Linked DNA regions of Homo sapiens: region 1 is linked to region 2. A link is a loop called in an ENCODE intact Hi-C map of the cell type or tissue named here. Cell type or tissue: MCF 10A. All regions are shown on one strand. Links, peaks and the distances in the headings refer to the core of each region. The heading gives the core; the rest is flanking DNA. Region 1 overlaps IQGAP2 (IQ motif containing GTPase activating protein 2). Region 2 holds the start of LOC101929109 (a long non-coding RNA gene).

The links. Hi-C counts contacts between places; a loop is a spot of excess contacts. Peaks named below come from ENCODE experiments on the same cell type or tissue, not always from the same donor. Only the 100,000 strongest peaks of a DNase experiment are listed, where the experiment ranks them.
Region 1: it touches region 2 in a loop (4-fold over the local background); 19 of 110 quality-filtered maps call a loop at or near these places.

The regions. Positions count from the first base shown.
Region 1 is chr5:76,692,316-76,708,576 of GRCh38, forward strand. It overlaps IQGAP2 (IQ motif containing GTPase activating protein 2), which reads left to right. Exons shown (of 36, transcript NM_006633.5): 31 at 1,040-1,127; 32 at 3,139-3,351; 33 at 5,672-5,832; 34 at 8,761-8,898; 35 at 10,167-10,275; 36 at 14,885-15,817. The coding sequence ends at 14,998. Among named protein-coding and RNA genes, the nearest start is that of NCRUPAR, 12 kb to the right of the region's middle. In MCF 10A, for the core only: no CTCF peak of the experiment used is centred there; a DNase peak (open chromatin) is centred at 9,166.
Region 2 is chr5:76,600,530-76,612,178 of GRCh38, forward strand. It overlaps IQGAP2 (IQ motif containing GTPase activating protein 2), which reads left to right. Exons shown (of 36, transcript NM_006633.5): 11 at 283-443; 12 at 5,650-5,774; 13 at 10,491-10,654. It overlaps LOC101929109 (a long non-coding RNA gene), which reads right to left and starts at 8,440. Exons shown (of 2, transcript NR_134278.1): 1 at 8,331-8,440; 2 at 6,079-7,555. RefSeq lists an enhancer at 8,303-8,352. In MCF 10A, for the core only: no CTCF peak of the experiment used is centred there; no DNase peak of the experiment used is centred there.

The DNA.
Region 1 (16,261 bases), core at 4,433-12,432, 93 kb after region 2:
TAATTTTTGTATCCTTAGTAGGGATGGGGTTTCGCCATGTTGGCCAGGGTGGTCTGGAACTTCTGACCGCAGGTGATCCGCCCACCTCGGCCTCCCAACATGCTGGGATTACAGGAGTGAGCCACCGCGCCTGGCCCTTTTTTTTCTTTTTAGAAGGAAAGCCTTTTCCAATAATACTGTTTCCACCTTATGTAAAAGTGAGCAAATTTGACCCTTTAGCTTTTATGTTAAAACCTTTGTACGTAATTACATAACATGATGCCTCCCTAGGAAGTGGTGGCCAATTGCCATAAAGAACACCTATGAGAGAACTACGGTTTTCGTACTTCCAGAAGAATTTTCCAGCTCTTTACTGTTTACTGAGAAGCTCTTCTATTCTCTTCCACCTGAAGACTGGAAGAAGACCTAACAAATAGGTTTCTTTGTTAACCCTATTTGTTAGTTGCTCAGGCCCTTGAACACCATCCTCCTCGCTGCTGTGTCAGCTGACAGACCAAGCCTCCACAGCCCACACTGAACGTTCGCTCCCACTGGTCTTCAGACTCTTTAATAGCTTTCTGATAGTAGGAAAGGTAACAGTTGGTCTGGCTCCTAAAGGCTTATGAGGTATTAAGCCAGCTCAGAAGTCTAGGTGCTATTAAAGTCAGGAAAGGAGAATATTAGATATCATTCCTGCACTCTGCAGTAGCAGGCCATATCAGCAGCACTTGCTCCCCCTGCCCATCAAAAAGTAGTCTCCGTCTAAAAAAGAAGGAAAAGTATTTAGAGAGGAAATCTTGTGATACACTTGTGCCCATGTTACTGACAGTATAATGCTACAACATCAAGCACAGAAAGCCCAGACTTTGATTATCAAGCATTCATAAACTTTCAGGAGCCTTATAGCAGACCTGGTGAATATCCGCAAGAATGTTTTATTTTAAGGTATTATCTTTGAAGCTTCAGTATTGTATGTGTTTGTGCACTCTCTTAGGAGAAACAGATTTTTGTGCATAAGGACTACAGTCTGAAAGTCTGTCTCTTTCTCTGGTTTGTTAAGGACCAAGAAGCTGATAATTGATGTGATCCGGAACCAGCCAGGGAACACATTGACAGAAATCTTAGAGACACCAGCAACTGCGCAACAGGTAATTTGACTTTAAGTGTAAAATAATAATAGACAGGTGTTGATTTTCTTCATAAATCTTTATGCCATATGTTTATTATCTCAGAGAAACTGTATCTGACATGGTCCGGAAGTAAGGAATTTTATCTATTACTGCAGTGGACTTAGTTCAGCCATATATAAACCTGTATGAAGTATCAATGGGAATGAAATAGAAAATACAGCACCAAATTCATGCCGAATATACTTTTGTCTTAACCTAGGATGATAGTTCTGGGTTTTTCAAAGCCCGGAAATGTTCATCATAATGGGCAAATAAGTCAGTTGAGAGAGTTCTAGCTGACAGGATATTGAAAAATACCTTTCACATTTTATGTATTTACTAACTTGAAACAAATAAGCGACTCACATGTTAAAGATGTTTTCCAAATGCTTCAGAAGCAAATGTTGAGTCCACTGAGTCAAAGCATCATTATGTTAGCGTAAGTGAGGTTTCACAACAATCTTGCATTTAGCTTTTTATTAACATCTTTGAAAATACGTCATTGTTCGTTCTAAAATAAATTCAAGGTTGTTATTTTAGTACCAATAATTGCCGCTCCCTAAACAAAAGTTAATTATTTAATTAACTATTTCTTAGCACAGCTACACATAATTTTCCTGGATCATTCTTAATTTAATTGATTGCCAAGGAATCCTTGTAATAGTTTTTAATTTAAAAAATATAAAAGGCTGGGCATGGTGGCTCATGTCTGTAATCCCAATACTTTGGAAGGCTGAGGTGTGTAGATCACTTGAGCCCAGGAGTTCAACACCAGCCTGGACAACACAGTGAGACCCCCATCTCTAATTTTTAAAAATTTTTAATAAAAAATGTAAAGCAAAACTTCAAATCACACGTTTGTTAATATGTGGGTATGTTTTAAACAATGTGGGTAAAATATTATACTAGGTTAGTATAAAAGACTTTTACTCCTTACTATTTTTCATTTTCCCCTAAATGTATCATGAATAAGTGACTAAGAACACAGACTTCTGAGATCAACTATACCTCTGCACCTCCTAGGTGTGTAACTCTGTGCACTTAGAAGCATTGCTGTGCCGCAGTTTCCTCAACTGTAAAATGGGTATAATAATAGTACCCAGCTCACAGGCAGGATTAAGTCAATTAAACATGTTAAGTGGGTACATCTGTATCTGGTGCACATTAAGTGCTCAACAATGTTGGCTGCTGCTTTTGTTATTTACTGCTAACCTGGTAATAATGTTCCAATAATATTGACCTACCTGTCCTGTGTCTAAGATTACTGTCCCTAACTAATAGTCGTTTCCTTAGACTTCATCTATTGGGTCAGTCAATTGTCTAGTACAATGAAATGGGAAGACCAATAGTCTCTTTTTGTTACTGTTTCCTTGAACAGACTATCCAAAGAGTATTCATTCATTCATTCATTTACTCATCGTTTGGGAATTTATAATGTGCTAGAATATTCTTATTCCCTTTGGCTCAAAGAAACTTTGCAAGTTTTTCAGAGTTGCTGGTTTGTGATTCCCTTATAAGAATAAAGCTCTCTGACTGCCTTACTGTTGGTTTAGTTTAGGACTCTCCATAAACATGGCTGATGTGTGAGAGTTTAGCTGGGTTCTGAACATTCAGGGTTCTCATAGCCACATTTCAATAGGTAATCTAGTTTTAGTTTCCTCAGCTAGCCTATCCAGGAATTGAAATCCTTCCATGTGGGGAACAAAGTAGCAGTTATCCATTAAAATATGTCCATTACTATAGTGATTTGTCACCTTGGCAATAAAGTAGCTATTGAGAATTTTTCCCAAATAAGGCTTGCTATCGAAAAGATGAAGTAATTCCTTTCAAAGACCTACTTCAAAACTCAGGAAGAACATGTTCTGGTTCTAGTCTCTGAACTTTGGCTGGAGGACTACTTTCATTTTGACATTAACTTGCATTGTGTAGCTTATGAACTGTGAAATTAGGGGATCAGAGAAAACTCAGCATCTTGATATTCTCTTTTCAGGAGGTAGACCATGCCACGGACATGGTGAGCCGTGCAATGATAGATTCCAGGACTCCAGAAGAAATGAAGCATAGCCAATCTATGATTGAAGATGCACAGCTGCCTCTTGAGCAGAAGAAGAGGAAAATCCAGAGGAATCTTCGGACGTTGGAACAGACTGGACACGTGTCATCCGAAAATAAATACCAAGACATTCTCAATGAGATTGCCAAGGTTTTTGGAAACAGTATTCTTTCTTCCTTCACTTAGCAGACATTTGCTAATCACCAGTCAAGTGCTGGGCACTCTGTGAGGTGGCATTAGGGATTCATGGTTGCATATGCTGTGGTTACTGCCCTCTTCAATGCTACAGATTTTTCAAGGTTTCAAAGCAGTTGATGACTTTTTTTTTTTTTTTTTTTTTTTGAGTTGGAGCCTCGCTCTGTTGCCCAGGCTGGAGTGCAGTGGCACAATCTCGACTCTCTGCAACTTCCGCCTCCCAGGTTCAAGCGATTCTCCTGCCTCAGCCTCCTGAGTAGCTGGGACTACAGGCACGCACCACCACGCCCAGCTAATTTTTGTATTTTTAGTAGAGACGGGGTTTCACCATGCTGGCCAGGCTGGTCTCGAAATCCTGACCCGGTGATCCACCGGGGCCTCCCAAGCAGTTGATGACTTTTAAGAGAAAACAATCACAACACTTTCATGTCATTAGGAGAGTTGAAACAGACCAGAAATAAATACTAAAAAATGTACTTGACAAGTTTGGTCTATACCTTTAAAGTTTTAAAAATAACACTATTGGAAGAGTTTTCTCCTGAGATGTTAGTTGTCATATAGCTCAGTTGCTCTTAGAACCTGCCACTGAGATGGAACTCTGTGTCCCTGATCATTTGTTTTTAAGCAATTTAGCCTAAATGCAGTTCAGACTTGAAGATTAGTTTCTGTTTTCTTATCCAATATTTTTACACTTGAGAAACTTCCTGAGCAAAGGATCTCAACTTAGTGCAATGAAACATCACAGGAAGTGGCTGAGATCTGTTTGTCAAGGATAAGGAAGTATATATTTGGGTTAGAAGGATATTTCATTCTTTTTATTCAAACATGCAAATTAATATGGATCTAGAGGTTAAAGGCAGTTAAATGACCAGAAAAAAAAAAAATTTCTCACCTTCTGGAAGGGAAATGCGCTCAGCTTTGTTCTTTGATAGAAAATTATGTTCAATTCTGGCAGTAGGCTTATTCCTTCTAGCCCAAGTGACTCAAGGGAAATAACATTTCTTTCTTTAGTTTGGGGGTAGAAATATTTCTATTTGGGAATATGGGGTAGATAAATATATGCTTTTGCTTTAAAAAAGAAAAAGGCTATCATGAAGACATGATATTCTATTTAATGAATATTCTATTATATGAAGAATTTCTATTTAATGAAGAATTCTATTTAATGAAGAATATTCTATTTAATGAAGAAATTTTACCTAAGGGCATGGGGAAGTTGTGGGGGAGTGTATGTGTATGTAGGTATTTCTTTGAATTCCTAGGGGAATGGTTTTTAACTTGTTTACAAAAGAAAAATAATATTAAACAGGCACCGTTTTCTTAAGTCAAACATTTTCATAACTTACCAATTAGAATTATGAAAAAAACTTATATCTGCAAGTTTAAATTTAGCATAGCTCTTGTAAGCTATAAGCAGCTTATGCAACTTAATGTTCTAGGAATTCTATTTAAATCCAAGTAATAGTTATCAATGTTGAATCTTTTCACTCAGTCTTGACAGCCCAGTGTTGTTTTTTCAAACCTTGGGAAATATTTGTCAGATGAAAAAGTTTGTTCTTTTCTTATTTTAAAAATGAATTTAACAATTAAATGTAAACTTTTTTAGTTTAAAGTACTATTCAAAGAGGAATATTCAAAATAGTCTGAAGAGGCTGGGCACAATGTCTCATGCCTATAATCCCAGCACTTCGGGAGGCCGAGGCGGGCAGATCACTTGAGGTCAGGAGTTCAAGACCAGCCTGACCAACATGGTGAAACCCTGTAACTACTAAAAATACAAAAATTAGCCAGGCATATTGGCACGGGCCTGCAGCCCCAGCTACTCAGGAGGCTGAGGCAGGAGAATCGCTTGAACCTGGAGGTAAAGGTTGCAGAGATCAGGCCACTGCACTCCAGCCTGGGTGACAGAGCAAGACTATGTCTAAAAAAAAAAGTCTGAAGAAATTGCATTTCTGCTACTTTGTGCCCCTTTTAAAACGCAATTTTTCCTTAAACTAAATGTGTGGTTATTCTAAAATAACTTCTTTGCCTTTCCATCCAGAGCAAAATTAATGTTAACAAGTCTCTTAAAGTGAAATATGTACACTTTCCAGTTCTGAAGTAAAAAGGGATGGGAACCCTGTGGTGTTGAGAGTAAAATAAGGTGCCTGAGATAAGCTACAAGTCAAGTTACAAATAGCGACTTACTACTGCTTGATATTCTTCTTGTCCCAAACTGGCAATATCATAAAGCAAACTTCTGCTTAAATATGATACCCCTTACTTGTTGTTTTAGGATATTCGAAATCAAAGAATCTATCGTAAGCTTCGAAAAGCTGAATTGGCAAAACTTCAGCAGACCCTGAATGCACTTAACAAGAAGGCAGCATTTTATGAAGAGCAAATCAATTATTATGACACCTACATAAAGACTTGTTTAGACAACTTAAAAAGAAAGTAAGTTAAAATCATGTCATGTTCATTTGTAATGTCATGATTTCTATGAGATGTCAATTCTGTGTTTCTAGGCAGTTGGGTTGGGTATGGAAGAAAACTTTTTGCTCTGTCTTCTAACCGAAAACTAGAGTCTCAGTTTTATTATTTGCCACTGTGAACTAAGAAGTCAGGAGTAAGTGAAAGCTTTTCAATTCCCCACCAGCACTAGAATTAAAGTGGCTTACCTGTTGTATATTGAGCAAATAGCATTAGTAAGTTAGGGAAGCACTTTCATTATTCCTTTTGTCTTTTTTAGCCAAAGATTTTTTTAAATACTATTATTTTTAAAGTCTCTTGTTTTTGGAATGTATTTTATATAATTGATAATATTAGATAATGCCAGGTGTTTGCTAATTGCACAGAGCAGCTGAATGTTTTTAAATTGCTTCATGGTTTTAAAAAATTATTGACACAACTGGCAAAATTTGGCAGCTGTCTATTATCCATTAGCATAAGTATTATAGGTTTTTATATACAGTATAGCCATTTTTAATGAATATCCTTTGCTTAGTAATTATTCTTATCACTAGACTATGATCAATGCTAGTTAAATTTTAATTACCCATTTAAATATGTAGTACAATATTTTTATATAATCCTTGTCATCAAATTGGCAGGAGGAAATGGTGCTGTATGGAAAAATCTGTTGCATTAATCATAGATCTTTTAAATTTTATTGCAAATTGACTATAATTTTATGTATTCCTGGGGTACAAGGTGATGTTATCATTTATTATTACAATGTGAAATAATTAATTCATATATGCATCACCTCAAATACTTAGTTTTTGTGATAAGAACACTTGAAATTTACTCCTAGCAGTTTTTAAATGTGCAATACATTATTATTAGCTATATTCACCACACTGTGCAATAGATTTCAAAAAAAAACTGATTCCTCCTAAGATTTCATATCCTTTGACCATCATCTCCCCGTTTCCCCCACCCTCCAGCCTCTGAAACCACCATTCTATTCTGCTTCTATGAGTTCAACTTTTTTAGATTCCACATATAAGCGAGAACATGTGGTATTTGCCTTTCTGTGCCTGGCCTATTTCACTTAGCATAGTGTCCTCTAATTCTGTCCACATTGCCCCAAATGTCAGAATTTCTTTGTTTTAGGGCCGAATAGTATTCTTCTGTGTGTATATATACCACATTTTCTTTACCTGTTCATCTGTTAGTAGATTCTTAGGTTGATTTCATAACTTAGCTAACGTGTGAGTAGTGCTGCAATGAAGATGGGAGTGCAGACATCTCTTTGACAAACTGATTTCACATCTTGGAGTAAACACCCAGAAGTTGGATTGCTGAAATCACAGAAGATTTGATAAAGGGATGCAGCCACATTTAAACCTTATTGATTTGGCTCCCACTAGTCCTGAATTTTAGTTCATTTGCTTCAGGCTTCTCTCTGTTTCTCTCTCTCTCTCTCTCTCTCTCTCTCTCTCTCTCTCTCTCTCTCTCTCTCTCTCACTCTCGTGCTCTCTCTCTCTCCATATATAGTTCATTTGCTTCAGGCTTCTCTCTGTTTCTCTCTCTCTCTCTCTCACTCTCACTCTCGTGCTCTCTCTCTCTCCATATATAGTTCATTTGCTTCAGGCTTCTTTCTGTTTCTCTCTCTCTCTCTCTCTCTCTCTCTCTCTCTCTCTCTCTCTCACTCTCGTGCTCTCTCTCTCTCCATATATAGTTCATTTGCTTCAGGCTTCTTTCTGTTTCTCTCTCTCTCTCTCTCTCTCTCTCTCTCTCTCTCTCTCACTCTCGTGCTCTCTCTCTCTATATATATATATATACAAAAATACACTAAATATGTATATACACACACTACATATAGTGTGCATATGCACTTATAATTACATAAACATATACACTATACACTAAATATAGGAAGGAAGGAAGAATATATACATATACATGCAAGGAAGAAGTTGGTCAAGCTTACTTTCAGTAGAAATGAGATTGTTAGGGATTTACTTTAAGGCATTTCACACAAGATCCACAGTCGGGCGAATTGGATTTGGGTTCTGATTCTCTCTTATGTCGTGTGATCTTGAGCCCAGTTCAGTGAACTTTGAGCCTCAGTTTTCTCATCCTTAAGGTGGAATTAAGAGTACCAGCCTCACCAGCTTGGCTGACGTGGCGAAACTCCTTCTCCTCTAAAAATACAAAAATTCGCCGGATGTGGTGGCATGTGCCTGTAATCCCAGCTGGAGGTTGAGGCAGGAGAATCACTTGAACCCGGGAGGCAGAGGTTGCAGTGAGCCAAGATCACGCCACTGCACTCCAGCCTGGGCAATAGAGCAAGATTCCATCTCAAAACAAAACAAAAAACCTCCCCCCAAAAAAGCAAAGAGTACCAGACTCACAAGTATGGTTATGAGAGCTACATGATATAGTATATAGCAAAGGAATTTATTAGTTTAAAAGTACTATGGAAATGTTAATTTTGGAAATGTGAGGTAATATTTATAAGGCACTTAGAACAATGCTAGCCACATAGTGTTTGTTAAATAGATTAAAACAGTCCTAGTAATATCGTTATCTAGGAATACACAGTTCATGTTATTGCACCAAAGCTACTTCTGAAATGACTAAAGATAGCCACTTGGTTCAATATACCTGAGAAAATAGAGTGTAAGTTTTATTAAAAATGTTAGTCTGTAATGCAAACTTCAGTCACTTGGGAAATCCCTTTCCCCACAAACAGTTTAGTAGTGAAGTTGCACTCTATGGACAAAATTACCTACTATCACAAAATAAAAAAGTGTATATTCAGCGCTCTGAGGGCCAGGTATGAACAGCGATGTCACTCTGAGTATGGTAATCGCACTACCAGAAGCCTCTGCATTTGCCATCATAACAACAAATGTTCTGTTCTTATTTTGTCAGAAATACTCGGAGATCAATTAAACTAGATGGAAAAGGAGAACCCAAAGGGGCGAAGAGAGCGAAGCCAGTGAAGTACACTGCAGCAAAGCTGCATGAGAAAGGTGTCCTGCTAGATATAGATGATCTTCAAACAAACCAGTAAGTGTGACCTGGAATCTGCATAGAACACGCATGCCATTTGATTTCTTGTGGCCTTGGAGAGAGCTCCATTTGGTCTAGCAAGGCTTAACCTCAATTACTGATGGGTGACAAGGGAAGAATACACAAATTGTTATGGCTACTCTTCCCTTGGCCTCAGCATCTGGTGCTGTCAGTCATATGTAGTGTTGATCAGTGGTTGTCTTTCCCGTGGCTTGTGCAATATGTTTGGATTGGTGAACCTCCAGAACTGAGTCATAGCAATGAGAGTAAAAGGCTGTCTTTTGGTCTTGATGGATGAATTATCTACCATTGCAAAATAGCACCTTTCTCATTTAAAATAGGCTGTGCCAACCCCTGGATCAGAGCCATTTCCAAAGCATGCTGTGAGTGTGTGTATTCGGTGTAGTGGAAAAAACAAACCCTCCTTCACAGCCCCACATCAGGCACCATGTGCTGCCTCCTTTTAAAGGGGTCATGAGCCCAGTGTTCCATCACTTTCTTGTCCTAAAATCTCAAGGGAAGCCAGACTCACTGGCATTTGCCTTTTCTTTAACTCCTGCCTTCCTTCAAAGCCTGACTTCTGTTTATCCCATGAAACCTCCTGACAACACCAACTCAGAAGAAAATGCTTCTTCCAGAGATGGAGTCTCACTCTGCGGCCCAGGCTGGAGTGCAGTGGTGGGATCTTGGCTCACTGCAACCTCCACCTCCCAGGTTCAAGCGATTCTCCTGCCTCAGCCTCGCGAGTAGCTGGGATTACAGGCACATGCCACCGCCCAGCTAATTTTTGTATTTTTAGTAAAGATGGGGTTTCACCATGTTGGCCAGGTGATCCGCCCGCCTCGGCCTCTGAAAGTGCTGGGATTACAGGCGTGAGCGACTGCGCCTGGCCTGAAGTTTCTATAAAAGTTATCATCTGAAATACTCAATTGGCTATAGGTCAATAATGTTCATGTTCTGTGACTCACATATTTCCAATTATGTTTTATGCTCTTGAAGAGCAAGGACCGTATCTTCTATTTCTTTTGTAATAAAGCACCTATGTCAGAACTCTATGAGCTACAGATCTCAACAATAGCCATCAAACCTAGTGTTTGGAGAGCAGAATTGGGGGAAAGATGACGTGAGGTTTTTGGTGACTTCCTTAGGATTTTCTCAACAAGCCATTATTTAAAAATGATTATTTGAGATTCCATTAGTTTGTTTCAGCTTTAAGCACATCTGTATTTGTAATTTCTCATGTATGAATGTTCCTTTCTTCACAGGTTTAAGAATGTTACATTTGATATCATAGCTACTGAAGATGTAGGCATTTTCGATGTAAGATCAAAATTCCTTGGTGTTGAGATGGAAAAGGTGCAACTCAATATTCAGGTAAGCTGCTGGAATTTCTGCACATTGATGATAAATTTTATATGTGGATCATACATTGCTACCCTGGCTCTCTCTCTTCAGGACAACAATAAAGTTTAACAGAAAACCAGTGCCAGCCTTATTTGCCAATATTTGTTAAGTGTTGATGATTTTTAAGAGCTGTGACTTTTCAAATGATTGGAAATTGATATGCTTCTAGCTGGCAAACCATAGCAGTCAGTTTCTCTAAGCCATGTTTCCATTTTAAAGCTTAGACAAAAGAATATAATTTAAAAGTATTCAGAGCTATTAAATAAATGCTATAAATTTTCCTTTTATTGGAAACTTGCATTTCTTTCTAAGACTATGTATGCCCAGGACTGGAACTTTCATGATCTCATTTTTCCCTCTCTCCTAGAATGGTTTTTCTTTTTTGTGGGGGGAGGGGGTGGGGGTGGGGCATTGAGAAGGGGTCTTGCTCTGTCGCCCAGGCTGGAATACAGTGGCATGTATGCCCAGGACTGGAACTTTCATGATCTCATTTTTCCCTCTTTCCTAGAATGGTTTTTCTTTTTTGTGGGGGGAGGGGGTGGGGGGGGGCATTGAGAAAGGGTCTTGCTCTGTCGCCCAGGCTGGAATACAGTGGCACAATCATGGTTCACTGCAGCCTCAACCTCCTGGGCTCAAGCGATCCTCCTGCTTCAGCCTCTCGAGTAACTGGTACTACAGGCACACACCACCACATCTGGCTAATTTCTGTATTTTTTGTAGAGACAGGGTTTCACCACGTTGCCCAGGCTTGTCTTAGACTACTGGGCTCAAGTGATCTGCCTGGCTTAGCCTCCAAAAGTGCTGGGATTACAGGCATTAGCCACCACACCTGGCCCCTAGAATAGTTTTTACGTCAATTTATTAACTCTATTTGTCAAATGCTTGGGATCACAGGAATGAAAGGCATTATGCAAAACAGATATCTATACATAGAAAAATGGTGTTTGCAATATAAATTATCGTTATTTTATCATAAGAGCCACATTTAAGCCAAATACACGTAAATGAAAACCGAGAAATCCAGTTTCTGTGCAAAAAAAAAAAAAAAGAGAGCACTGCAAACAAATGTTCATCTGCCCCCAACTTCTTAATCCTTAGCACAAAACCAATTTAAAGAAGTAATTTATTTTTCTTTTTTGATGTAACACTTTTTAAATGGAAATAACATCTTACCTGGGCCCCAAACTACTTACAAAATGGTTTCCAGGTATTTTGCATATGTTTACATGAATCATCTCACTAAGATCCTGAGAGTGATGTGAATTCTGGCCTCACTGTCTGTGCAGCCCAGGGCTCCATGCACTGGAATTACTTCCCCATCATGGGAGTGTGTGCCAGAGCCCTTCTTTTCTGGCAGCCCTTGTAAGTTTAAAAGAAAAACGGGAGCTGAATGGGTTTGATAAGGACATTGAGATAATGGAGTAAATTAGAATTCGGAGATAAGATGAAAGCTATTATGTAATTATTGAAAGTATAATTAAGTAAACAGTATTGTTTTCTAACTTACTTTAAATGTCACTAAATGTATCCATTTAATAATTTAGCTAATTAGGGTCTTCAGTTATTTTGTGTAACAGATAAATACAGGAAGAGAAAAGAAGGTGCTTGTGGTGATACCCTTTGGTTAGTGATTCCTCTGTAGAAATAGCAAAAGACATATGTGATTGCCAAGAAGGAAATTATCCAGGGCCAGTCAATATCAACTGGACCAATGAGTCACAAGTGACCAGGAGACACCTTATATTGTGTTTAGAGAGAAAGCAATAATTCCATGAGACTTCCTTTGAGTACTGGTATAAAAACCAAGCTTCACTTGTTCCTTTGTTAAGGATTCTGTATACAGTAAGATTAGCTGTTCATACCATTCATTTATACACATAATGGATTGTGAAATGTTAATCCTTAGCTATATGCAGGTGACCAGTATGTCCTGGGTTTTTTAAATCAGTAGTGCATAATCAGAACTGGCTACATCCTTAGCAGGGCTCAGAGCAAAATAAAAATGCAGTGCCCTGTTTTTAAAATTATTAAGGATTTTAGGATGATGACAGAAGAGAATAAAACCCTGGGCATGGGACCCTGTGCGGCTGCACAGATTGCATACCCACGGAGCCAGCCCTGCATTTGATAGCTGTCAGATGTAAAGGCAGACTTCTATTTATATATGCAGCTTTCAGTCAATTGCATGAATGTGTAAATTGTCAAAGAGAAATGTGATGGCCAGGTCCTTACTGTGAGTAAAGGACCAGGAACAGGACCAAAGTTTGAAAGGACTAAAGAAAGCCCCTTCTAACATTACAGCTCTATGTCTCTTGGTTATCTTCAGCCCATTTTCCCTTCAGTTCCTAAAGAAAACCATAGGATAGAATTATATCCTATAATTATAGGCCATATAGGTAACAGGAGGATATGACTTATGTGATATATATTCTTCTTGTAAAAATAATGTCAGGTATTTATCGGGGACTGCAGGGTGGGCCTTCTTCCTCTCCTAGATGAAGAACTGAGGTTCAGACAGCTAATTATGGAAGATAATTAGCTGGGATAATTATGGAAGATAATGCAGCTGGGATCCAAGTTCTTCATCACTCTAGTCCACTGCCTGTCTCATAGGATTCCAGTTGATCCTGCAAGACAAGAGTAGCTTACAAAGGGTTTGCATATACCTTAATCTCATATCTCATTCCCAGTAGCACCCTTGTGAAATTGGCAGTGTTATCCCCAATTTACACACAGGGAAACAGAACTTCAGAGAAGTTATGTCATGTTGCAAGGTCTTAAGATAGCAAATGGCAGAGCTAAAACTAAAGTCTGCTTTTCAAGTCATGAGTCCAGCCATGTTTTCTCTGCTCCCTACTTTGGGGACCCAGCTACTTCCCCTACATATGCCATTCCTTTTCAATCTAACTCTATTGGTTTAATTCTTTTCCACTAGACTTTGTTTAACAGATGTTGCATTTCCCAGAGGAAAAGTGAATCTCCTCTACACTCTAAATAGCTAAAAGTATTATTGATGAAAGGACTTCAATTCCCTATAGAATTTTAGTTCTAGAAGCATATCTGAATAATGTAGGGGTTTTCTTAAGTGCAGTGAGAGGTAATTGAGGAAGTGGAGGAGGAAGCTGCCAAGAGTCAGAGTTCTCTCAAAGATGACTCCAACTTCTACAATTGACCTTGCTAGAAACAAGAAAATGAGACTTAGATATTGGGCCAGGACAGCTCAGGAATTATATCTTCCATTGGGAAAGGCTTCCTGTACCTATGTTACTATGAAATGTTACAGCTTAGTTTCATGCATATGGCTGGTGTGATCCAGTTACTTATTTTAAAAAGAGAGTTGATTTCCTTTGTTTATATGCTGGCAGTGAAAAACAGAATGACAGTTCGACTTAAGAATGAGGGCTTGTTCTCAGTACAGAAACAGAAGTAGCCTAGTTCAAGAAGTGCGGACCACCGCTTTGTACAATGGTCTCCAAACTTTGGTCACTTCATCAGGAAATAGTATGAGCACTTCTCTCCATACATAGTTATTTGTAAAGTATACATGCTTCTGCTATTGTACTCTAAAACGTGCTGTATTATATACCAAAAAAGTCCAAAAAATGAGAAAAAATAAATAGAAATAGGAGTTCTAATATTCTTTTTGCTTCCCCAGTGAATGTCTTGCTCACTTCACTTTAAAAAAACACTGCTTTCTGTGTTTTTGTTTTTGTTTTTGTTTTTGTTTTTGTTTTTCGGGTTTTTTGAGACAGAGTCTTTCTCTGTCGCTGAGGCTGGAGTACAGCAGTGCAATCTCGGCTCGCTGCAATCTCTGCCTACTCTGTTCAAGTGATTTTCCTGCCTCAGCCTCCTGAGTAGCTGGGATTACAAGTGTGCACCACCACGCCCAGCTAATTTTTGTATTTTTAGTAGAGATGGGGTTTCGCCATGTTGGCCAGGCTGGTCTCACTCTCCTGACCTCAAGTGATCCACCTGCCTCAGCCTCTCAAACTGCTGGTATTACAGGAATGAGCCACCACACCCAGCCAGAAAACACTGCTTTCTAAAGAATATGCATCTAGCCAGAACTTTGTGTTTTAACATTTTCGATTAAAAATTGAAATTATATATCTGACATTAACTTAATGATCATCATTTACTTTCATACAGCCCTTATCAATTCCAAAAAGCTATTTTCTTTCATCTAAGTCACAATCACTTGGGAATTTATTAAAATGCAAATTGATGGGCCCCACCAGAGAGCTACATAACAAGAAATTCCTGTGGGAGGAGCCCAGGCAGCCTTTATTTTAACTAGCCTATGTTTTTAACCAGATGATTCTGATGTACACTTAAGTTTTAGAACCCCCATCTATGGCCTGGTGCCATGGCATGCGCCTGTAGTCCTGGCTACTCGGGAGGCTGAGGTGGGAAGATAGCTTAAGCCAGGAGTTTGAGACCAACCTGGGCAACATAGTTAGACCCCACCCAGGTGATTAGGTCAATTGAATCTGACTTTTGTCAACAAATTCTTCTAATATGTTTTTTAAATGCACAAAATGTCAAAGTTGAGATTTAATGATGCTTTTTACAATTTCAGGATTTACTTCAGATGCAATATGAAGGAGTAGCTGTAATGAAAATGTTTGATAAGGTTAAAGTGAATGTAAACCTTCTCATATACCTGCTGAACAAGAAGTTCTATGGAAAGTGAAGTGCCTACAGAAATTTCTTGGATTCTGTATCATCTGGATTAGGAAATGAATTTGTTTAATATTTTTGTTTTTAAACATGATTGAAATCACTGCTTATAAATGTGTGATTTTTTTAAAACGACCAAAACTGTTCTGAAGAATGTACCCAGGTGCCTTTTTGCTAATTTGATACTATAATAGAATGAGACATAAAATGAATTAATGGAAACATATCCACACTGTACTGTGATATAGGTACTCTGATTTAAAACTTTGGACATCCTGTGATCTGTTTTAAAGTTGGGGGGTGGGAAATTTAGCTGACTAGGGACAAACATGTAAACCTATTTTCCTATGAAAAAAATTTTAAATGTCCCACTTGAATAACGTAATTCTTCATAGTTTTTTTAATCTATGGATAAATGGAAACCTAATTATTTGTAATGAATTATTTAGACAGTTCTAAGCCCTGTCTTCTGGGAGTTATCAATTTTAAAGAGAACTTTTGTGCAATTCAAATGAAGTTTTTATAAGTAATTGAAAATGACAACACAATAACACTTTCTGTATAAAAGTATATATTTTATGTGATTTATTCCTACTAAATGAAAGTGCACTACTGCCTCATGTAAAGACTCTTGCACGCAGAGCCTTTAAGTGACTAAGGAACAACATAGATAGTGAGCATAGTCCCCACCTCCACCCCTCACAATTTATTTGAATACTTCAATTGTGCCTCTCAATTTTTTGTAATGCTAAAAAATCAGTATCTAGATGGTTTTTAAATGTATTCTCTGGAAATTGTTTTATGTAAAATAAATGTTACTTAATTCCATTAATTTGGCTTTTAAGTTGTCTTAATAAATCAAAGTCATTTAGTGGGTAGGGGAAGATTCTTGGTCGGGTTTGTTAGGAGAGAATACATTTCTTGCTGTACTGGTTAAAGTAGAGAGCAAGCTGCTGTAAGGAAAAGATACAAAACCCTGGTGTCTAAAACAAGGGGTAGAAGTTTGTTTTTCTCAAATTCAGCTCAACGGTGAGCAGATCCACAAGGTAAAGAGTTTCCAGGTGGGTCAGTTGGCTCTGTCCTTGTACTGATTCCCCCCAGCCAGATGAGGAAGAGGATGACGAAGAAGTCCAGGGCAAGCCTTTTCAGTTATACGCATCACTTTAACTTCCACTTACATTGTATTGGCCAAAACTGAGTCATGTGGACACAGCTAGCTAAAGATAGTCCCTAACTAGGCAGCCATGTAGCCAGTGAATACAGAGAGGTAGAGAGG
Region 2 (11,649 bases), core at 3,650-11,649:
TAGCTAGGAGTAGGGATCAGCAATGGGAATGCAGATATTTGTGGAATCGTAACTTTTCATTGTAATCAACCCAGTCCCAAAAAATGATCATCTAATGAAAGCCCAGGAGCCATATACCTGTTCTTAAAGCCAGTGGAAAGCAGGTGGCCACGACTCCTCTTTCTGCTGAGCTATCAAGTTCTTTGACTTTTTGTTGTTTGTTGAAATGTGCATTGTAAACCTCCATCATGCACATGAGGTGTGTTGTGTGGGGAGCTTATGTTGCCATATGTTTTCCAACAGAACTACTTGGCCCACGAGGAGCTTTTGATTGCTGTGGAAATGTTGTCTGCTGTTGCTTTACTAAACCAGGCCTTGGAAAGCAACGATCTTGTGTCTGTGCAGAATCAACTCAGAAGCCCCGCAATAGGCTTAAACAATCTGGACAAGGCATATGTGGAACGGTAAGGAACATTTTCCAAACCTTCTTTCAATGCAGAAATGCATGTTTGGCAGATCTTAAAAGTGAGGAATTTGCCTGTTGGTGGAGAAATCCATATACCATGCTCATGTTTCTTGAAAACTAGTCTGTTTTAAGAGTCCTTCTAATTAGTATCCTTGTTTACAGTATTCCTTCTGGGGAACAAGAAGAATCAGAAAGTGATCATCCTGTGGCAATTAATAAATGACTTTGTCGTTGGCAAAGATTATTTGATAGGCTGAAAATAAAGGAACTATTGGAAACATACCTTTCCTTGGGCGTCTTTTGGAAACCGCAGAATGTAGAAGAGTTGGAAGCAACTTTAATAATCATCCAGTCCAATTCTTTTATGTCACTGATGCAGAAACAGAATCCGGGTTATGGACCTAAAATTGGGCAGTTGGGCCCCAAACTCCACTCTTCTGATTATTAAGCCAAAGAAATCCTGAGACCACAGTGGGTCATGGCAGTGGGTAACAACATCCATTTATCTTTCATTTCATGTTTCTGAAGTGTGCTACCAGATAGTACAACTGATAGCATTGTTATAAAACACTATAGCGGATCTTGAGAGAAAATCAAATGGCCAGAATTGGGAGCCAGATGAGAGAGTCGCTGAGATAAAAGCCCCAGTTAAAATGAGTGAATCTTGGATTCTTGTAACCACCAGGGGGAGATGTCTGCACAGATCTTGACAAAAGCTCTTTTCAGCTACTGATTTTGGAACGGCTCTAATAGGCAGGTTGGCTAATTCTCTTGGGTCATGTACAGTTGCCAAGGAAAAACCAGAGATTTCTTAGGTTAAACAAATGGTATTTGACCACTTGTCTATGTAGTGAATGGCCAAAAGGTAATGGAAGGATGGTGGGTTTTCCTTGTTTTTAGTCTTTTTGGAGAAACTAATTCTCTTGTTCTACTTAAATTTGGCCATCTGGTTCATATGACTCCTTAGAGTGTGTTTCCAAGGTAATTTATATCTACCACCACTGTTTCTGTTACTTGTTAATGGCACCATTCTCTCCTGTAAGCTTAGAAACCTGAAGCCCAATTTGAGTTTCCCTCTGCCCTCAGCCGGGCACCCTCGTGCTCTAAAGAGCCTGCTGTCAGTAGCCAGTCTATGTGCCTTATACCTCTGCAAGATGTTTCCATTTCCCTGCAACCACCCTCACTTAGACTTCTCACTTTTGCTTCTGTAGTAACCCCTAAATTGGTCATCCTACTTCTTTTCTCTCCCCATTCATTAATCATTCCTACCTAACCAGGCTTTGCCATACTTTCTCAGTGCTAGAGTAGAAGACAGACCCGGTCAATCCCTTATGAAGCTTACAGGCTAATGGGGCATCTTGGTGAGATAACTGTCAAGACTATTCCACATATTTAGCATCCCTGGCAACTGTCCTCCACATGACATTAGCCCCTGACTCACCCATTCTGATTATCAAAAATGCCTGCTTCTTCATTTACAAATACCCTTAAAGAAGTGGTCCCATTCTATTTGAAAACCATATTCATACCTGTAGTTTCCAGCTGGGACCTACAGATGGAGCCTCACAGTTCGAGTGTTCTGTGTGAAGAACTTTTAAAATGTTTTGATTTTTTTTTTTTAATTTAAATACATTCTGGATCTGGAAGACCCAGTACTGACATGGGATTTAAGGGCCCACTTGGGTTCTTGTATTGACACTTGTATTGGCCCCAAATGATCTTCTACAGCCTTGGCATTTTACTTCCAAAGTCAGCATCTTAACTTGGGATCTTGGAATCCCAGTTTTGCAGATTATCAAGTTTGAGAAACACGGCTCTGTCCAGGGCCTCTCCCCATAGAGTGCAGGTTCTTCATAGCACAAGTGTGCTGTGCATGGCCACCTTGACAAATTCATGCAAAGTCTCTCCCTGTTCACCGTGGCTTCTACTCTTGGGGCTGTGTTTGCCCAGAGAGATTCTTTTGTCTAATTCTCACAAAAGTATTGTATGGGTTAACATTAGCCTTGGGCATACACTGTTCCCAGATTAACTGTTCTAAAATGTAACCCTATTCATAATTCTGTTTGATTGTTCCTTGTTCACATCCGAATTAAGAACAGACTTCTCATTCTAAGCATGTTGCTCTGACCTTACCTCCAGCTCCATCCCTACTCGTATTTTGTGCTTTAGCCAAGTCCAAGTGTACTTTCTGGTCTCTGTGTTCCTATGCGTGGTCCTCTCACCATCAGGAACTTGGTGCCTTTACCCAGCTCAGCTAAACACAGTATTGGAGCTTCTGAGCCCTGCCTACCATACATTATGTTCTGTGAGGTATATCCGTGCTTCTCCCCACCCTAGCATCTGATGTTATCTCTCCTGGGAGGTAGCATGATGTGGTTAAAGGAGCATATGCCTTGGAACCAAAAATATCTGAGATTGACCCTCCCTAACTAAGCCTTTTTCCTTCATCTATAAAGCACAAAAACAAAAGAAACAAAAGCCCCACTCTGCATTTGCAGAACTGTTTTGAGGATTTAGTGTTTGGTTCAGTGCCTGTCCCAGGGAGGGTGCTCCACCAATAAGGGTTTCCTTCCACTTCTTGCTTTGAACCCCATTATATCTACTCTTATGGACTCTTTAATGGTCCTTCCTGTGCTCTGCTTTTATACCTTTTTGGAATTTTTGTCGTCTTACCCACTGGTCTGAAAGCATAAAGGCTGCACCTTTTTCCTCCTAATATTCCTGTAGTGCCTGCCATGTTTTACATGTAGTAAGTGCTCACAAACATCTGCTGAACTAAATTGGATTACTGATCTTCTCAGAGCTTCCCAGGGCTCTTAGATTAGTAGACTCCTTACTAGTCTGTCCATAGATGAGGTGAAGAGAACTGAGAGGAGTGAGAGGAGAGGACATTGACCTGTTTGGGGAAACTACGGAATATTTCCCAAAGTTGGTAACTTCAGTACTGGAGAGAAATACTCAATTGGAAAAGCCTGTGGAGTTCTCTTGTGTTACTTTAAAAAAAATTTTTTTTTATTATTATACTTTAAGTTCTGGGATACATGTGCAGAACATGCAGGTTTGTTACATAGGTATACAAGTGCCATGGTGGTTTGCTGCACCCATCAACCCACCATCTAGATTAGGTATTTCTCCTAATGCTATTCCTCCCCTAGTTCCCCACCCCCTGACATGCCTCGGTGTATGTTGTTGTTCCCCTCCCTGTGACCACATGTTCTCATTGTTCAACTCCTACTTATGAGTGGGAACATGTGTTGTTTGGTTTCTGTTCCTGTTAGTTTGCTGAGAATGATGGTTTCCAGCTTCATCCATGTCCCTGCAAAGGACATGAACTCATCCTTTTTTTTTATGGCTGCATAGTATTCCATGGTGTATATGTGCCACATTTTCTTTATCCAGTCTATCATTGATGGACATTTGGGTTGGTTCCAAGTCTTTGCTATTGTGAACAGTGCCGCATAAACATACAGGTACATGTGCCTTTATAGTAGAATGATTTATAATCATATAATGGGATTACTGGGTCAAATGGTGTTACTTTTAAAATCTTTTCCTTTATAGCTTGTTTTTGTTCATTTCTAAAGAAATGATGGGTAGTTGTATTTCTTTCTGTGTTTATTTTTTACTTTCTCATTTCACTCCTGTTGGGTCAGCATTTAGACGTTAAGTGTATGGGATGCCCATAAGGACTTTGCGCTTTTGGAATGGTCTCCATCTGTGAGGGACACTAACCAGTGCAAGTTACCGATAATCCAAATCGTTATTGTGGTCAGTATTATTTATTATACATTACTAGTGTATTTCACATCTGCACTTGGCGAGGCCTCATTCAGCTACAGAAAATAAATTGTTACCACCATTTCCTATTTTTGAATGTTTTTCTCTCAAGCTACTCTCTATGGAAGACACCGCATGTCACCTTGAAGCATGCAGAATTTTGAAAAAGTTTGTCACAACCAAGAAAACAGTTTTAGACTTCATATAATGTTTCTTCTTTTAACCTCTGCCATTACTAGATCCCTAGAGACTATTCAGAATTCAAACTGCAGAGTGACTCATTATGTACACAGAAGATTGTTCTTCATTGCCCTGGTGCAAAGACATAAAAGCACACTAAACTATCTAGTTTTATTAATTTTCGCTGGAATAGTTCATGTTAGCCTATGGTTGTAACATTGGTTCTGTGAAAATTGGAAAGTGGGAAAATTGATAATTGAGAAGTAAAAGTTTCTTAATATATCAGTATGAGTAAGTTTTTCCCTGAAATTTCCCCAGGCAGAAAAAAAGTAATTGGAGTGGTTGACTAAACTGTATCTTCCAGAGGGCTATGCACAGTGAGAAGGGTCATTGGTCATAAACAATGGGTGAGAGGGCCATTTTTAATTTTAATTTTATTTTTTTATGGAGACAGAGTCTCCCTGTGTTGCCCAAGCTGGTCTTTAACTCCTGGGCTCAAACGATCCTCTCACTCAGCCTCCCAAATTGCTGGGATTACAGGTGTGAGCCACCACGCCAGGCCTAAGAGAGATTTTTGAGTATTGGCTAGGAGCCTTTGGAGAAATGGGCAGGTGAAAAGGAATTTCAGTATATCCTGGTTTAACTCATGTGCCACCTCTTCAGGACAACATACGGTAAAGATTGTGCTACTCAGCAAGGTTTCTGGAACTGCATTTGCATGTTATCTGATTCCTCAGTGTCATATTAGGCCTCAAAGTGGCTCTATATTAGGGTTGTAGTAGAAAAGGTCTTTTAAAACTTAGATTTTGGAAGGAACAAGAGAAATAATGAAAAGGACACTTGATGATAGAAAGATTGAGACCCATAGTAACTCTGAATTTTGCCCTGTAACAATCATCTGAAGACTGAGAAGAACCAAGACATACAAAGGGGAGGAAAATTAGTAACTAGGGAAAAGTAATTTCACAGACTTGAAAGTTTCCAGTTTTGCTTGAGTTAGGTATGAGTTTCGATTTTGAAGAGCTTTCATTAACAGAATTTGTTCATAAAAATACTTTAAGAAAACACCATTAGTACAAGTAAGCCTGGTATATGTTGACAGAGCTACACAAGACAATTTTATTTGCCTTTCTACTCTTTGTCTAACTTCATAACAACTATGTTTGACCATGTGTCATAGTTGAGAAACAACAGGAACGAAGAATGAATGTCTCTAATTAACATCAAGATTATTTTCTCTTCCACAGTTATGCAAACACACTACTCTCTGTTAAACTAGAAGTTTTATCCCAAGGGCAAGATAACTTAAGCTGGAATGAAATTCAGAATTGTATTGATATGGTTAATGCTCAAATTCAAGAAGAAAATGACCGTAAGTATAAGACACTTTCCTTCTCTAGCATAGTGGGAGAAGAAGGTATCTGGACAACTTAGTTTTCTAGATTAGGGCTTTAAGTTTTTGCTCAAGGAACTTTGTGAGAGCAAACTCCGCTAATATGCATACCTTTATTTATAGGTAGATTTTATGCCTATACCACTGTACCAATATGTTATAAACGTTACAAAGCCTACACAAGAATTCATAATATAATAAAATACACAAGTAAAAGGCCTGATTTTTCTGGTTATTTGTACTTCAGAGACAGCTAAATACAGAGACAGCTAAATAACTCATATTTTTAAGCACCCAATTTTATTTTGACCTTTTATTTGGGCATCTTTTTTTCTGAAATATGACACGATTTTTCTGCCCCACAAATGGAGGAATTGGAACACGATCTAACTGTTGCTTAATGATCACAAATCATGGTGATTTGCTGTGTTTCTAGAAATTATGAGCTGCCAGCATGAAAGCATACCAACCTCAGGAAGATATGCCCTGAAACATGCTTTCTTGAATGTCAGCTTGCTGCTTTATCATTTGCATCTTGCTTATGAAAATAGAGTGAAGAATGAGGAGCTATGTAGCTTCTGCAGTCCATACATTCACTGCTTTTCTGTAGTATGCATTACCAAATTCAAGCTTCGAGCTGTGTTTTCCACCATGAAAACAAAGCAACACCATCTTCTGTGGCTTATGAGCTTTTGACTTGTCAGCAACAGTGGGTGAGTGTTGCTAAAATCATTGATCTCTCCTCCACCTTCCAGCTTTGACTTTTCTAACTCATTTGCTCCAAGCTCGCGGATAGAGTGGGCAGATACTTCTCTCACAGTTTATTATGTTTTATTTTAGTGTGTTTGGGTAAGGTCTTAGGTCTGGTCTTCTAATGCTGTATTTAACTTAGGAATACTAAGATCACTCTTGAAATAAAACATATGACTTTGTTAATTAATTGCATTTGCAAAGTTTTCTTCTTTTTCTTTGCTGTTTCCTGTGAGTGCTGGGCCAAAAGTCAAGGCCAGTTTTGGTTCTTGTTTTTTAAACATATTCTCACTTTAAGCCCCTACTATAAAACAGGATCCAGGTGTGCTACCCTATATACGGTACCATGGATGTACCACTGTTACACTGATCCCTGGACACTTTCATTTTGTCCTTTTCAAGTTGTGCACAAATCTAAATTTCTTTCGAGACGGCACAGCTTCCCTGTTGCCTCTGCATTTCCTTTCAGTGAAGCATTTAAAGTCTCTGCGGTGAGACGGCTTGCTCACACCCCACTTAGCTCTTTTCTGATACTTGGCTTGGGAGTTTATGGTTCTTGCCAGACGTTAGTCAAGACGCAAGCTCTAATTTGAGCAGATGTTCAACATCATCAGGTGGGGGTTGGGGGACCACCACTGCTCCTAGTGTCCCGCTACAGAGCTCAGTCCCCCAGGCTTCTGCCCTTCTCCACAACCTCCGTCTTAATGCTCTGAATCTCCTTTAGCAGTGGTTTGGTTGCTACAGCAACTGCCACCCAAGAAGTAGGACTCCTTTCTTTTGGTAGGCAAAACAAAGACTCACGTCCCATCTTTGCTTTCTAACTTTTTCCCCAATTCTTGGCAATACCCATGCTTCAGTTCTGCTTTGGTTATTTCTGTATGTGCTGCTTACACAAATGAAGGTATGTTAGTTCTCAGTGCTGAAAGATTGTAGGGTTGACATTGATTAACAGGGGGAAAATGCCAGTTTTGTTCTTGGCTATCAAGTACAGCCTTTGCTTTAGTTGGTTACTGGGGGGAAAAAAAGCAAGTAACATTTGCATAACTTAGAAAATAGTCTTTTGTAAGTAGATATTATTTTTAAGCAAAAATCTCATTTGATTGCTGTGGCTTTTATCTATCAAGGTAACAGCACTACTAAGTTATTCTCCCTAGGACATTTCACACAGCCACTATAACACTTCTGTTAAGTATCTTGTCATAAAGGACATATACCATAACCAGAAAAGGTATTTCAGACACTAATATTTCCTTTCTGGAATTTGGGAACTTTAATACAGAGTATTTAATTTATCTGTGTCTTGGTTTTATTTTTTTCTTTTGTCAGAATGAGTTCCTGAAGTATTGAGTTTGATATCATGTTTAGGCAATTCTTCAAAATCTAAAATTTCTAAAATACACCATTGTAACCAGGCAGGAATTGCTCAGTATAGTAATTAAGTCATCTGAGGAGCTGAGAATTTTTCATGGACGTTTTGAAGGTGCATTACTCTTGCCTCCCCACCTTATTCTTGCCACATGCTCTGAGATCTAATTCCATATCTGAGTTGTGATGTGGGTGAGGTAAGCAGCTAATGGAAAATGAGAAATATAGAAGGTGAATTTAATGGAGAAGCTAGCTGCTGAATGCATTTCCTCAGGCTCTGTTGATTTCTTACTGAAAAGTTTACTTTTCCCAGTAGAACCATAAAGGAGCATTATTTTAACCTTATAGCCTACATCAGGAAGTTTTCTTCTTTGAGTTTTTGCTCTTTAAATTTGGTAGGTACAATTCTGTGTAGGTTACCTCATCTGCTGCCTCAAATACATGAACTCTAAAAGAACGCCCACTCTCTTGTGGACTAGAATGTTATAGTAACATGTGTTGATGTAAAGAAGTGGACCGTGGGCTGAGTGAAGCTCAGCAATCTTTCTTCAAATAGGATTTCCCTTTTATTTATAAACAGAGGAAGTGATGCATATGTTCCCAGAGGGCTTCTGGGTAATCTTTCAGCTCCTATGATGTCATTCACTATGACCTCAGCAGCTTGTATTCTTAGAAACGCAGCAGACAGCAACTTTAGCAGGTGATTTCAATCAAGTCAGCTGAAATGCACTCACTTCCAGGTGATCGGCCTTGGTTCTGTTAAGACCATTTTTGGATGGGGTGTTTTAAAGGTATTTAGAACAGCTTACCCAAGGGGGGTGACCAGAGAATGGCACTAAATATTCCATGCACTCCAGTTTATAAATCCTATAGGGTAAAACGACAGTACCTTGTATATAGATAATACTTAGACTTTCCAGAGTTCTGTCAATGTTTACAGATAATATAACCTGCACATTAGAGAAATACTTCTGCTTTTTCTTCAAACATATTTAAGTATTATAGTCTGGAATGATTTCTAGGAGTTTTAGATGGTTTCATTCTTCTTACAGGTAAATCTTTTCATTCTTAACGAAGTGGTGGTTATGGGCTCATCTATTCAAGAAATATTTAGCTAAATATTTTATCTTTACTTGAATGTCAAGCTGGAGATACTTTTTTTAAAAATGAGAAGTACTCATTCTATTTCATGGCATATCACAGTTGTGAAGTGACGGGTGATCATTTTAGATTAAATCTAATGGAAAAAATGAGAAATATGAAGTTTGACCTTAAAAATGCTTATATTCTAAGCTTATTGTTCATTAATATCTAGTTTCTTTAACAGTTCTTATCCATCAGTACTAACCTAGGAAGCAAAAGCTCCTTGGCAGTGTGTGTATATGTGTGTTTTATATATATATGTGTGTGTGTGTGTGTGTGTGTGTCTGTGTGTGCATGTCTATCTAAATGCATTTTTTTATGAATGGATGATAGTTTATTTTTTAATAATAAGGTATTGAGAAGTAACCTCCAGATAGATCCGTTTCATTAGAATTGTAAAAGCAGGTTTCATAGTTTGACTTCTGTGCTTTTCATTTGTGAACCCTATAGTCAGTCTTGTTCTCTCTTTCTCTCTCTCTCTCTCTCTCTCTCTCTATATATATATATATATATATATATATATATATATATATTTTTTTTTTTTTTTTTTTTTTTTTTTTTGGTGGGGGGAACAGAGTCTTACTCTGTCACCCAGGCTAGAGTGCAGTGGTGCAATCTTGGCTCACTGCAACCTCTGCCTCCTGGATTCAAGTGATTCTCCTACCTCAGCCTCCCAAGTAGCTGGGACTTGAATAGACACTTCATTTCTTTAAAGATGATGTACAAAGGGAAAATAAACACATGAAAAGATGCTCAAAATCATTAGTCACTAGAAAAATACAAATCCAAACCACAGTATGATACCACTTCACACCCACTAGGATGGCTGTAATGAAAAAGACAATAACAAGTGTTGGTCAGAATGTAGAGAGCTACTCAGGAGGCTGAGGCACAAGAATCACTTGAACACAGGAGGCGGAGGTGGCAGTGAGCCAAGATCATGCCACAGCACTCCAGCCTGGGGGACAGAGCAAGAATCTCTCAAAAAAAAAAAATAAAAATAAAAACCAGCAGCTGGGACCTTGATAGAAGTTGCATTGAATCTGTAGGTCAATTTAAGAAGTATTTCCATCTTAACAATACTAAATCTTCCAATTCATGAACATTGGCTCTTTTCATTTATTTGTCTTTAAGTTTTTTCCCATGGTGTTGTATAGTTTTCAGTGTACATGTCTTATGTTTCTTTCATTAAATTATGTCTAAATATTTATTTATAATTATAATGTATTTGTAGTTGCAGTCTTATGAATTGAATGTGTTCTTAATTTTATTTTCAGATTGCTTATTATGAGCGTATAGACACATAATTGGTTTTGTGCTTGCATCTTGCATCCTATAGCCTTGCTGTACTAGTTAATTAGCCTTTTGCAATCGGTGATACTAAAGAAGTTATAATGTACTGTGACTTAAAAGGAAAACTACTTCTTCATTTTCTAGGAGTTGTAGCTGTAGGGTACATCAATGAAGCTATTGATGAAGGGAATCCTTTGAGGACTTTAGAAACTTTGCTCCTACCTACTGCGAATATTAGTGATGTGGACCCAGCCCATGCCCAGCACTACCAGGATGTTTTATACCATGCTAAATCACAGAAACTCGGAGTAAGTTTTAGTATATCTGTTTCTTTTAAATTTTACAGGCTGGGTGGCAGAGGGAGAGAAGGAGGAGGATTTGACCCATTTACGTTAAATCTCATGAGCTTCTTGTCCCAACAATTACCCATGAATCAGAATGGAAATAATAGAGCTGTTATTTTCCTGGTAACAAACATTGGGGGGAAACCAGCTCCAGAGCTATTTATTGCTTTAATTCTTTGACTAAAAACTCAGTTGTAGGTGAGTTCTTGTTCAGAGTTCAATTCATTGACTATTTCCTTAGTAGATACTATGTGCACACTTCAGTCCATAGCTTCTGGTAGAGAAGATGGGGATACAGAGGGACACATAATACCATTTGAATGTTCTCTGACCTTATCTTCAAAATGCTTAGAAACTGATTGAGGCAGTGGACATTGTCACATGGAACAGTCAAGTAATAGTAAAGATAAGGGTGTGCAAAGTGTCAAAATGAGAGATACACAGATTGATTCACGGATGTTTGAGATTGTCGGGGACTAGAATCCTAAGAGAAGTTGGTGTGGAGGTAGAGCAGAAGCTGTCCTCTCGAAGACTAGTGGCTTTTTCTGAGTACAGAGCTTGTACCGCTATTATAAGGAGCCCCACAAAGACTGGCCTCTGTGATAAGGCCAATGGGCTGAGTGGTGAGGCTGATATGATCTGTCACCTAAGAGTGGGAGTGATGCCACCTGGGACCTAGCTACTTATGGCTGCCATGTCTTCAGGTGCAAACCCAACTGAAAGGGCGGTCATCTCCTCTGTCTAGGTCTTTAGAACCTAGGAACTGCCTCATTCGAAACAGGAAAAACATCCTTGGTTAATGCAAACATTTATTGAGAACCTACTATTTGTCAGGCATGATATTAGATACTCATGTGTATCATCTCATTTAATCATCACAACAATTCATAACAGCCTTCTGAACCATTTTGCCATCATTATTGCCATCTTACACATAATGAAACCAAGATTAAGTAACT